Regions from separate parts of the Homo sapiens genome. Here region 1 is linked to region 2. A link is a loop called in an ENCODE intact Hi-C map of the cell type or tissue named here. Cell type or tissue: GM12878. All regions are shown on one strand. Each heading gives the region's core, and the rest is flanking DNA. Links, peaks and the distances in the headings are about the cores only. Region 1 overlaps DAPK2 (death associated protein kinase 2). Region 2 has its middle 20 kb from the start of MIR422A.

Evidence for each region. Hi-C counts contacts between places; a loop is a spot of excess contacts. Peaks named below come from ENCODE experiments on the same cell type or tissue, not always from the same donor. Only the 100,000 strongest peaks of a DNase experiment are listed, where the experiment ranks them.
Region 1: a loop joins it to region 2, with 4 times the contacts of the local background. A loop is called at or near these places in 3 of 110 quality-filtered maps.

Annotation. Positions count from the first base shown.
Region 1 is chr15:63,983,933-63,989,308 of GRCh38, reverse strand. The region is part of intron 2 of DAPK2 (death associated protein kinase 2); the gene reads left to right. Among named protein-coding and RNA genes, the nearest start is that of DAPK2, 60 kb to the left of the region's middle. RefSeq lists an enhancer at 3,368-3,869. In GM12878, for the core only: a CTCF peak has its summit at 2,502; a DNase peak (open chromatin) is centred at 2,268; H3K4me3 peaks cover 328 bases; H3K27ac peaks cover 3,346 bases.
Region 2 is chr15:63,887,832-63,893,207 of GRCh38, reverse strand. No RefSeq gene overlaps it. Among named protein-coding and RNA genes, the nearest start is that of MIR422A, 20 kb to the right of the region's middle. RefSeq lists enhancers at 28-257, 1,827-1,916 and a silencer at 184-478. In GM12878, for the core only: CTCF peaks have their summits at 1,321 and 2,022 (motif pointing right); DNase peaks (open chromatin) are centred at 117, 167 and 1,997; H3K4me3 peaks cover 112 bases; H3K27ac peaks cover 2,666 bases.

The DNA of each region.
Region 1 (5,376 bases), core at 124-5,123, 96 kb before region 2:
CATAGCTCACTGTAGCCTCAAACTCCTGGGCTGAAAACCATCCTCCCACCTCAGCATCCTGAGTAGCTGGGACTGCAGGTTGTGCCACCTTGCCTGGCTTTTTTTTTTTTTTTTTTTTTTGGAGACAAAGTCTCACCCTGTCACCCAGGCTGCAGTGCAGCAGTGCAGTGGCATGATCTCGGCTCACTGGTACCTCTGCCTCCTGAGTTCAAGTGATTTTCATACCTCAGCCTCCCAAGTAGCTGGGATTACAGGCTTGCACCACCATGCCTGGCTAATTTTTGTATTTTTAGTAGAGACAGGGTTTCACCATATTGGCTAGGCTGGTCTCATACTCCAGGCCTCAAGTGATCCCCCTGCCTCAGCCTCCCAAAGCACTGGGATGACAGGTGTGAGCCACCATACCTCTCCAGTTTTCTTATCTGTGAAATGGAACTAAAAATGATACTTGCAAATATTGAAAAAGAGAATGAATATGAAGTTAGCTCATTAAGAAAAAAGCTGGCCGGGCGCGGTGGCTCATGCCTGTAATCCCAGCACTTTGGGAGGCTGAGGCAGGCAGATCACTTGAGGTCAGGAGTTCAAGACCAGCCTGGCCAACATGGTGAAATCCCGTCTCTACTAAAAATAGAAAAAAATTAGCCATCCATGGTCGCGGTGCCTGTAATCCAAGCTACTCAGGAGGCTGAGGCAGGAGAATCACTTAAACCCAGGAGGTGGAGCTTGCAGTGAGCCGAGATTGCGCCACCGTACTCCATCCTGGGCAACAGAGCGAGACTCCAGCTCAAAAAAAAAAAAAAAGGAAAAGCTGGATGTAAATGTTGTAATGTTCACATTGCTATACAAAATTGATCCCGTGGTGTGACATTTGGTTCATGCCCTGTTTATTTACCCTTGACAGTGAAGACTTTGGGGGGTGGGGATTAAGCCAGGCTCCTCCATGAACCTTAAGAGCTGAGGTTGGGGACATTTCTGAGCACTGAGAAGCTGTTCTAGGTATACCCCTTTTAATGTGAGTCCTGGGCAGACAACTAGAGAGCCCTTATGAGGTGGCACCTGGGGGCCTGACAAGTTTGGAAATGAGGCCCATCTGCCAGTGACACTGATCTTGACACAGCCCACTTGTCCTCCCAGGTGCTGAGTGAGTGAGGAGCTGAGTCCTCTGCCTGGGAAGAGGGGTGTGTTCCTGACAGAATTGCAGGAGAGTGTGCTGGCAGAAGCGGGGTGTTTTCTGTATCTTGAGGATTTACTGTCCCTCACGAAACCATCCTACGTGACTTTTGCAAGCCAGTCTCAGGCACAGAGTTCCCACCCACCCACACCTCATGCTCTTCTGCAAGGCTGGATGGTAAAGTCCTATCTCAGACATTACCTCATGATTTCCCAAACAACCCTGGGAAGTGGGCAGGGCAGGTATTATCATCCCCATGTGACAAAGAAGGAAACTGAGGCCTGGGGAGTTGAACAGGCTGCCCAGGGTCCTGGCTCGTTAGTGGTAGGGCTCTGACTAGACTCCCAGTCTCCTGACACCAGCCCAGAGTTAGGAATTTGGAGAGTGAAGAGAAAGGGCTTCATTCCTGTTTAGAGTTGTCCCAGGCTCTTTGGAGCTGTCTGACAGGAAGCTTTCTAAGATGAGACCTGGGATGGCAGATGGAGAAACATGAACTGAAAAGGCAGCTCCCTGTCAAGCCCATGAAACTTTGATAGCAGATTAGGACGAGGAATCGGGCCTCCTACCAGCCCCGTGCTGCAGTAGACCATGCATAGGTATTGATTGTTGCTATGGGGGGCAGAGATACTGGAATATGTGTGCTTTGCATATGTATACCAGATTCCAGTATTCCCATCATTTTTGATTTAGTGTTAGCAATGACTTTCATTAGAGGTTGAATTGCTCCCTTCTGCTCCCTCCCTGGATGACATTCTGGGTGGCTCTGTCCTAAAGTAGACAGACCCTCGCCTCCCACCCATCATCCCTGTAGCCTAGCTGGCGACTTCTGCACTGTGGGACCTCAACTTCTGGCTGCAGAGCCTTCTGTGTGCAGAAAAAGGCCTGTTGCTGTCACCTGCCCTTGGGTTGGCTGGGCCCTCTGATGGGCATACTAGAGCCACCTCAGGTTCTGCTTTTGTGCATCTGCTGAGTACAGTGGCCAGGGAGTGCCTGACTGCAAATTTTCACTCCTGTTATCCTCCGAAAGCTAGAGTAATCTTCTGCCTTGATTTGCATATTCATAACACAGCAGTTAGACTGGTGAACCCCTCAAGCAAAAATCATGCTGATGGGAGAGACAACCCCTCCCCTCTGATTCCCTTTCTTTACTCCTTTCCTGAAATGATCAGATCAGAGAACTATGGGGAAGTGTAATACTGAAAATGAGGAACTAGTATGAGTAACAGTGGTATAGTTTCTTCATTTGTGAAATGGAGATAATCAGAAAGCTGTTGTAAGTCAGCCCTGGCTGCATGTCAGTTACCCAGCGGGCTTTTAAATAGCCCCATCTTCAGGCCCAGACCCAGGAGATCAGAATCTCTCAGGGTGAGACTTAAACACTAGGAGTTTTAAAATTCCCCAGGCAATATCAATGTGTGGCCTGGGTTGAGAACCACTGCTCTAGGATTTAAAGAGTTGGCTACTTGCTCGGAATAGAGCTATTTTCACATCTGGCTGTGCGTGGGAATCATTGGCGGGGTAGGGTGGTGCTTTTAAAATTAAACTGAAGCTGGGTGGTGTGGCAGGCACCTGTGGTCCCAGCTACTCGGGAGGCTGAGGTTGGGAGGATTGCTTGAGCCCAGGAGTTTGAGGCTGCAGTGAGTTATGATCACACCACTGCCCTCCAGCCGGGGCAGCAGAGCCAGACCCCATCTCTAAAAATAAATAAAATTAAACCAATTCCTTGGTTTCACATTCCAGACCATTTGAATCAGTGACTTATGTCTCTGGATGTCTCTTGCTCAGCCTTCACATGAACCACTTTTGAGTACCACGGGCCAACATTACAAATATTTCCAGTCTTCACAATTCTCTAGCAGGGAACCCTGATTCCCATTTGACAGATGAGCAAATCTATGTTCAGAGCAGGTGAAAGCATAAGTCTCTGAGGCCAGGCCTGTCTGATCTTGAAGCCTGGGGGCTGGGTCTGGTGGAGGGTGTTCTCTGCTCTTCTGGAAACAGCCCAAGGAGTGGGGGACACCAGCCAGCAGCCTTGGCTCCCTCTGAGGCTCCCCTCTACAGGTTGAGCAGAGGGCTGTGCCTGAGTGAAGACAGGTGAGACGAGTGGTGGTGTGTGGTATTTGGCGCCATCGTAGTCACCCACTCTCAAAATACCTCCTTTTGGGGAGGGAAAGATGCCTGTGCAGTGGGCCTGCCCCGGTCACCACTCATTGCCACAGCTGTCTCGCAAAGAGAAAACTCAGGCAGGAAAAGCAAACACTCATTTGCTTTTTGAGAGTTTGAGGAATTTTTCAGGCATGTGATATAGAAAAAAAATGCCACTGTTTCCCTCATAAGAGGAAGGGGAAACAACGTCAACATGGCCTGAAATGTTTAGCTCTAGTTTACAAAAGCCCTTCTGCCGTTTCACAAGTCCTAAGGCTGTCAACACAGTGCAGGGCTGGGAGCTGGGGGATTTGGATGCCAAGCCAAGCCCTGCGCCACTGCCTATGTGCTCTGTAAACCTAAGTGTATCCCTTACCACCCTTAAGCTTTGCTTTCCCCACAGGTCAAGTAGGAACTCAGGGCTTCTGTGACAAGGTCACAGGGACTCTGAAATGCCAGGCCCTGCCAGCGGCTGCTTGAGGTGTCGGAGAGGAGAGGCGTGTGGCTGCCTTGACACTGAGACTCAGAGCCACCCGGGCCTGGAAGCTCGGTCAAGTGTTTGTTGGCACCTACCAAGGCACCCGCTGTCCTCGAGGCCCAGAGTGGCTCCAAGAGACCATATGTGTTAGAGTTCACACTGAATGTGTTCACTCTGGCTCTGGGAGGCCTGGCTCCACTCCACCTGCGTCAGCCCTTAGTGTGTGCACAGCTCAGAGCCAATATTTGGAACTGAAATAGCTAAAAATTTAGAGTCAGTGGACGATGTAAGATAAATTTGGCTCCACAAAGCCTTCTCTGCCCAGTCCAGCCCCCAGGATCTTCTCTTTCCCTAGAGCTCCATCTGTACCTGTTGTCTGTGCCTTTGGTCCCTGCCCCGTAGTGCCTAGCACAGATCCTGGCACAGACTGGATGCCCAGACAGTGTTGATTGAATGGAGATTAAGGCAATGGAGAGATGCATGAGTTTGTGTTTGGGAACGTCTCTGAAGTGGCTGCCATAGAATGCTACCTAAGTGTTGGCCTATGTATCTGTTGCTTGCTGAACTTGACTTTGTTGTTGTTATTGCCACTCCGGGTATTTTGAAGACTGTCTCACTGAGGATGATGCTAATGATGGAGTGGTTCAGATGCAGTGCTATTTTGCTATTTTCTGCATTTGGGGCAAATATCCCAGGCATTTCCCTGTATGTAGCTTTTAACCCAGAGCCACTAAGAGTGTACCTCTTAAGTCTGGAGTCTGCTGGCCCCTTATTGAGCCATTAAGCTGAACCAGAAAACTTTCTGAGTTACTCAAGCAGTGGGTATTTTGGGTGGCAAGAAAACATGGGGCAATGATGGCAAATGGCAGTAAGGGGACGGGAGGACCCCCGGGCAAGATGGTCACTGGGAAGTCTCTGAGGACTTAGATCTGCTCCTGCTGGTCACTGAACTGAGGTGCAGAAGCAGGTGGTTGGTGCCCTTCCCTGTGGGGAGGGCCCCTGGAGCACTCAGGGAAGCTGGCTCAGGGCTGCCTGCCACTCTGCCATGGACTCCATTTCATGCTTGCTGTCTCTGTCCCTGGAGTAATGGGTTTCTGAGCCCAGCCCTGGGTACTAGTGCCTGAAGGGGAATAATAATGGTCTAGACTGCTCTAACTATCTCAGAGGCTTTGTGGACAGCCGGTTGGGTATCTGACTTTGAGGCTTGGCTTTGCCATTAACTCTGCGATGACCTCAGGCGAGTCACATGACCTATCCTTATGCCTCAGTTTCCTAATTGTACAACTCTCTGTTTATACCAAGTCCTCTGACTGTGATGCTCCCCCACTATGATGATTAACCTTGTTAGGCTGCCTCCTCTCCAAACTCTACCCAAACCTGGATCCCCACCAGCCCAGTCTGCTTATGGACATTGTGATTTCATCTGGTGGGTCCTAGACTTGGGTTCTAGCTGAGATTTTGCAATGACAAGGCTATGTCATCCTGATCAATAACCTTTCTGGGCCTCAGTGCTCACCTCTGTACACTGGGACTAAGAATACTAACATTCATTCCTCATAGAAGGAATGGACAGAAGGGAAGC
Region 2 (5,376 bases), core at 79-5,078:
GTGGTTCTGCCCCTGGCAACCACTCTGGCGACTGCAAAGCATGTGATCGGTAGGGCCCTTCATATGAATAAGGGGTCATGCCTCTTGCTTCTGCATGCCATGGGCTGGGTGTGTGGCTCCCACGGCCTGCATACTCTGCAACTCTGGAGTTAGTGAAGAAGCCTCACTACCCAGCCACAAGGCACATTCTACTTTCCACACATCTGACTCCTTCAACCAGAACCCCATGCCCCTACCATGACCACCACCAAGTGCAAAGCTGCTGTGCCTGAGAGCTGCAGCAGCCAGCCCTCTTCCTGCCTGTCTGTGGCTGGTGTGGTTTGCGTAGGAGAAGCAATAATCGTAGCATCCCCACTTACCATGTGCCGGGTGGCTTGCACATATTATCTTTAGTCCTGACAACACTCCTGAGCAAGAGCTCTGGTCTGTTTTACAAAGGCAGGAAACCAAGGCTCAGAGAGGTAGATGACTTTTCTAAAACTAAATGGCTAGCAAAGTAGCAGGGGACTTTGGGTTCAAATTCAGTTCTACCTGGCTCCAAAGACTGAGTGCTTTGCACCATGCAATAGGGCTCGGGAGACCTGAAGTCCAGGTCAGGGTCATCCATTAACTCACATGGGACTGAGGCAAGCACCTCCCCTTGCTGGTCCTCAGTTTCCTCACCTGTGAATCGGGTAATGCCTAAGGTTAGGACTCTGTTCTCCCAGCATCTGACTTCTTGGAGGTCCTCTGCTGACATGGGTACAAAGAGCAGAATTGTGACCCAGGTGATCTCAGTATCCCCCAGTTTCCCTTTGGGAGGCTCTCTTCTGGCCAGGCTGGTGTCTTCCCACTGCCAGGGGGTCTGGAACCTAGCAGTCACCCCTTCTAGGAGTGCTCTGCTCTGTCGTCTGAACATTCCTTTCTACAGCTTCGAACAAAAATGTTTCAATGTCTTGTCTACGTTTTTATAATGTCTCATCTCTCTTGGGTTCTGCCATCTTCCAGAAGACCTAGGAGGGAAGCAGAGATGCTAGTCTGAACTAAAGGGTGAGGGATTCATGGGCTCCTAGTTGCATTTTTATCAGGAGCTTCTAGAAATAGTGTCACAACCTGAAAGAGCAGATGGTCAATTTAGTAACTTCATCAGTGCCTCTGAGTCCCCTTAGTCCCCTGCACATTCACTGTGATTTGTGTTCTATTCGGCTCTCCCTGAGTATAATGCACTCCCCGAGGGAGGGCAGGGACTGGGCCTTGCTCCCAGGCCAAAAGACTCGATTGATTGATGGAGCACCCAGGCCTATAGCACAGGACTGGAACCCCATCTGACTCTGCTTGTGGGAACTGCAGCCACTTCCTGAACTGCCTCCCCACCTCAGCCAGGCCTGAAATGTATTCCTTGCTAGCTAAAGAAGGGGCAAGGAGGAGGGAGAGGGTTTAGAAAGACAAGAAGCATATGGATTTCTTCTTCCTCAGTCTCTCCAATGCTTGAACCCTCCCAGGCCACAGGAAGCTCCCATGAGCCCAGCTAGGCTCTTTAGGGCCAGGGAGTAAAGCTATCTAGAAGTAACAAAAGGGAAGAGAATGAGCATTAATCAAGTTCCTATTGAGCATAGGCATTATACTAGATGTGTCTACAGACTTATACTTGTCTCCATTTTGCAGATGAGAAAACAGAGGACCTGAGAAGTTATGCTGCATGAGATAACGAGGCTAGTAGTTGGTGGAGCCGGGGTTTGAACTCAGGTCCAAAGGTATGTGCTCTTGCAGGCTGCCTCTGGGTGGCTCCTTGGGACAGAGGCCCAAGGTATGTGCTCTTGCAGGCTGCCTCTGGGTGGCTCCTTGGGACAGAGGCTGTAGAACTTTAGGCCCTCTGCCTCGTTTCCCTCAGGACCGACACAGCCAGTCCTGGAGGTCGATGTTGGGTCCGCTGGGGCCAGCCCCACCCAGCCTGTGGACACAGTGCCATGTTACTCTTTGTCCTGGTCTGCATTCACTGGCCATCCACACACATTTTTCTGAGGGATGCTTGGTAACTAAGGCCACCAGGTGGCGCTGCAAGGGCTGGGACCTTGACTGCTGGATCTAAGGCTCAGTAGGTTCTTAGCGATCTTCCATGACAGGCCAGGATTCCCCTGAGAGATTCCTAGGAAACTTTTAAAAAAATATATGGGCCCAGAGTGTCTGGTTTGATATTTTGGATTGGATTCTGGGAAACTGTTATTATTTTAAAATAGTGTTAATTTTCTGCATTGGTAAAATATTCACATGGCTCAAAAAATTTAAAGTATAAAAAGGTATATAAGCCTAGGTGCCGCGGCTCATACCTGTAAACCCAGCGGTTTGGGAGGCTGAGGCAGGTAGGTCACATGAGGTCAAGAGTTCGAGACCAGCCTGGCCAACACAGTGAAACTCTGTCCTACTAAAAATGCAAAAATTAGCTAGTGTGGTGGTGCACACCTGTAGTCCCAGCTATTTGGGAGGCTGAGGCATGAGAATCGCTTGAACCCAGGAGGCCAGGAAGGGGAGGCTGCAGTGAGCTGAGATCACGCCATTGCACTGCAGCCTGGGCAACAAAGCAAAACCCTGTCTTTAAAAAAAACAAAACAAAACAAAACAAAAAATCCTTATTGTTCAAGGGTCAATTTTATATTCAACAAAAGAAGCAAAATAGATTTTAACCAAAGTAACAAAATATGAACAATATATTCATTTGCTTTCCATCAAAACATAGATAAAACAAAAAATATTAACAAGCAATAGCTATTGATTTGGTAGGAATATGAATATCCTAGCCATAACCCTTACTTGACAAATTCACTTGATTTTTGATTAGGCAATCTCCAATTATGGTTTTAGGAATGTTTCACAGTCTGAGGCGCCAGGTTTGTGTGCCTCATGTGTTTTGTCCTTCAGTGTTAATGATAAACGCTTGCATGGCATTCTTAATTTTTGCTTGCACAAGGCTGTCTCAATACCTTTGGTCATTAGGCTGATCCCATTCAGCTTTCAAGTGATCCTGCTTATCTGACTATATAGAAGTCAACATAGCATGATGCTTCTGAAGGCTGTGGCAGATTCTTTCCAGGTGTTGCTCTGCAGCTTGACCTTTGGGAGCCTTGGCTTTAATGATCGCCACTCTGGGAGGGGGGCCCTTAACCTCCTGCTGTAGAATGATGCCAAACTGCCGGCTGCTCAAGCCTTCTTGAGATGGGGGCAGCAACTGCCACTGTCCCCCAACCACGGTGACCTGTAGGACCTGATTCCACAACCCAGAGGTCTGGTTGCCACAGTGCGCCTCACGGGGTAAGACAATTGCTTATTATACACACTGTCCTGCACTTTGCTTTTTTCACTTAAGGGTATAGAGATATTTTTTCCATATCAGTTCAGAAAAGCTTCCTTATTCTTTGTTACAAATGTATAGTGGTTCATTGCATGGATGAAACATATTTTAACCAGTTCCCTAATGATGGTTGTTTCCTTTGCTGTTATAAACAATGCTATAATGAATAACCTTGTGCATATGTCATTTCATACATCTGTAATATCTGAGGATAAATTCCTAGATGTGGTCTTATAGATCAAATGGTATGTGTGTTTTTAATTTTTACAAATACAGCCAAATTGCTCTTGATCAGAGTTCTACAAGTGTATACATCTACCAGCAAAGAACAAGAGTGCTTGTTCCTCATCAGTTTCACCAACACAGTGTGTTAGCAAACTTTACAACTTCCGTTAATCTGATAATGTGAAATGGCATCTTAGCATTCCTCTTATTATGTGAGTTTTTAAAAATATTTTCAAGATCTTTTTCTATTTTCTGTGATTTGTCTGGGGAATTTGTCTTTTTTTTTTTTTAATGTTCCTCACTTATAACCTTTGGCAAGACACAAAAACAAAAAACCTTAAAGGAAAAGATGAATAAATTTAACAACATTCAAATCACAAACTTCTATATATAAACAATACCATGAAATGTTAAAAGATATAACAGGAAAAAAAAAAGTATGTGCAACCTATATCCCAATACAACTTGCAGCTGAACTTTCAAAAGAAGGGAAAAGGCCAGAATTCTGACTGTCCACTAGCTCTCACCATCTTTATAGCTTGTAAGGAGGTGCTTGTATCACATGACTCCCTGGATCCTCACGGAAGCCCTCTGAAGTGGGTGTTATCGTCTCACAGATGCAGACTCTAGGCTCAGAGAAGTTAAGTGACCTGCCCCAGGTCACACAGCTGGGGAGAGGAGATCAGGTGATGTGCTTCCACCACACCACAGCTGCCTGAGCACCCACTCTGGCTCTGCATACATCCATGTAACCTTGGGCAGGTCTCTTGTCCCTCCACTTCAGGCATCTTCTCTGTACAGTGGGTGTGTTTTTCTCCATTGCCGCCAGCTCTAGACCACTGATGTGGAGATGGTGGCAGAAGGTGGATTAAAGTGTGGGTTGGGATTCACAGGGGCACACTGTGGAGGTGTGTCCACAGGAGAGGTGGTGAGTATAAGTGCATGTGTCATATGTGTACAGAAAGAACATTTCTGCAGGCTGGGAGTCCTTTCTGGAGAGCTCATGGGCTCTCCCAACAAGTCACTTCCATCCAAGAGTCCTCTTGCAGCGCCTTCATCCTCGTGAGGCCCTGCAGGGAGGGGATGATGCTTAGCCCTAAAGGAAGATGGCCATTTGCAGCAGCTCTCAATGAGGCTGATGTTCTGGGGCAAGTGGGGACTCATATCTCATAGAGACTAACCCTGGAGGCCTGCCCTGTCAGGAGTCACCTTTCCACTCAGTCAGCCCTGGGGACAATCTGAGCAATTGACCTCATCATGGACTGGAGGGCAGTGAACTGTAGTGGGACCCATGTGATCCAGCCACATAGGCCTGCTGGGCAGATGTCCCCAGGGCCAGGCTGAGGCTGGGCAGGAATAGGGAAAGTGCCAGCTCCACACCCATTCTCCCCACACAGCATGACAAAGGAGCCTAGTTTGCCCAGCATGGGCACAGTACTTGACTAATGGCCAACCAACATTGGCCATCTTTGAGAAAGAGAGACAGAAAAAAAGCCCTGGATAAACAAACGTTGCAAGTTAAAATCTAAAACAAAACATAATCAAATAAAGATAGTATTCTATAAATATAAGATTTCAGAGTTTTAAGCAGACTGAGAAGGGTCTCCATTGTTGGCATTAGTCCTGGGTTCTGTGCATGTACGTGTGGGCCTGCACATGTTGGTTGGGGCTCCTCGGAGCATCTGCATCCCTCGAGGCATCGTGTGGTCAGGGGTAGGGTCAGGAGGAAGGACTTCAGGGGCCTGTCCCAGGCCTTGTGGCTTTCTGAATGACAAGGGCTGAGCTCAGAGCAGGACTAGAGGCCCTATCCACTCACTTCCCCATGT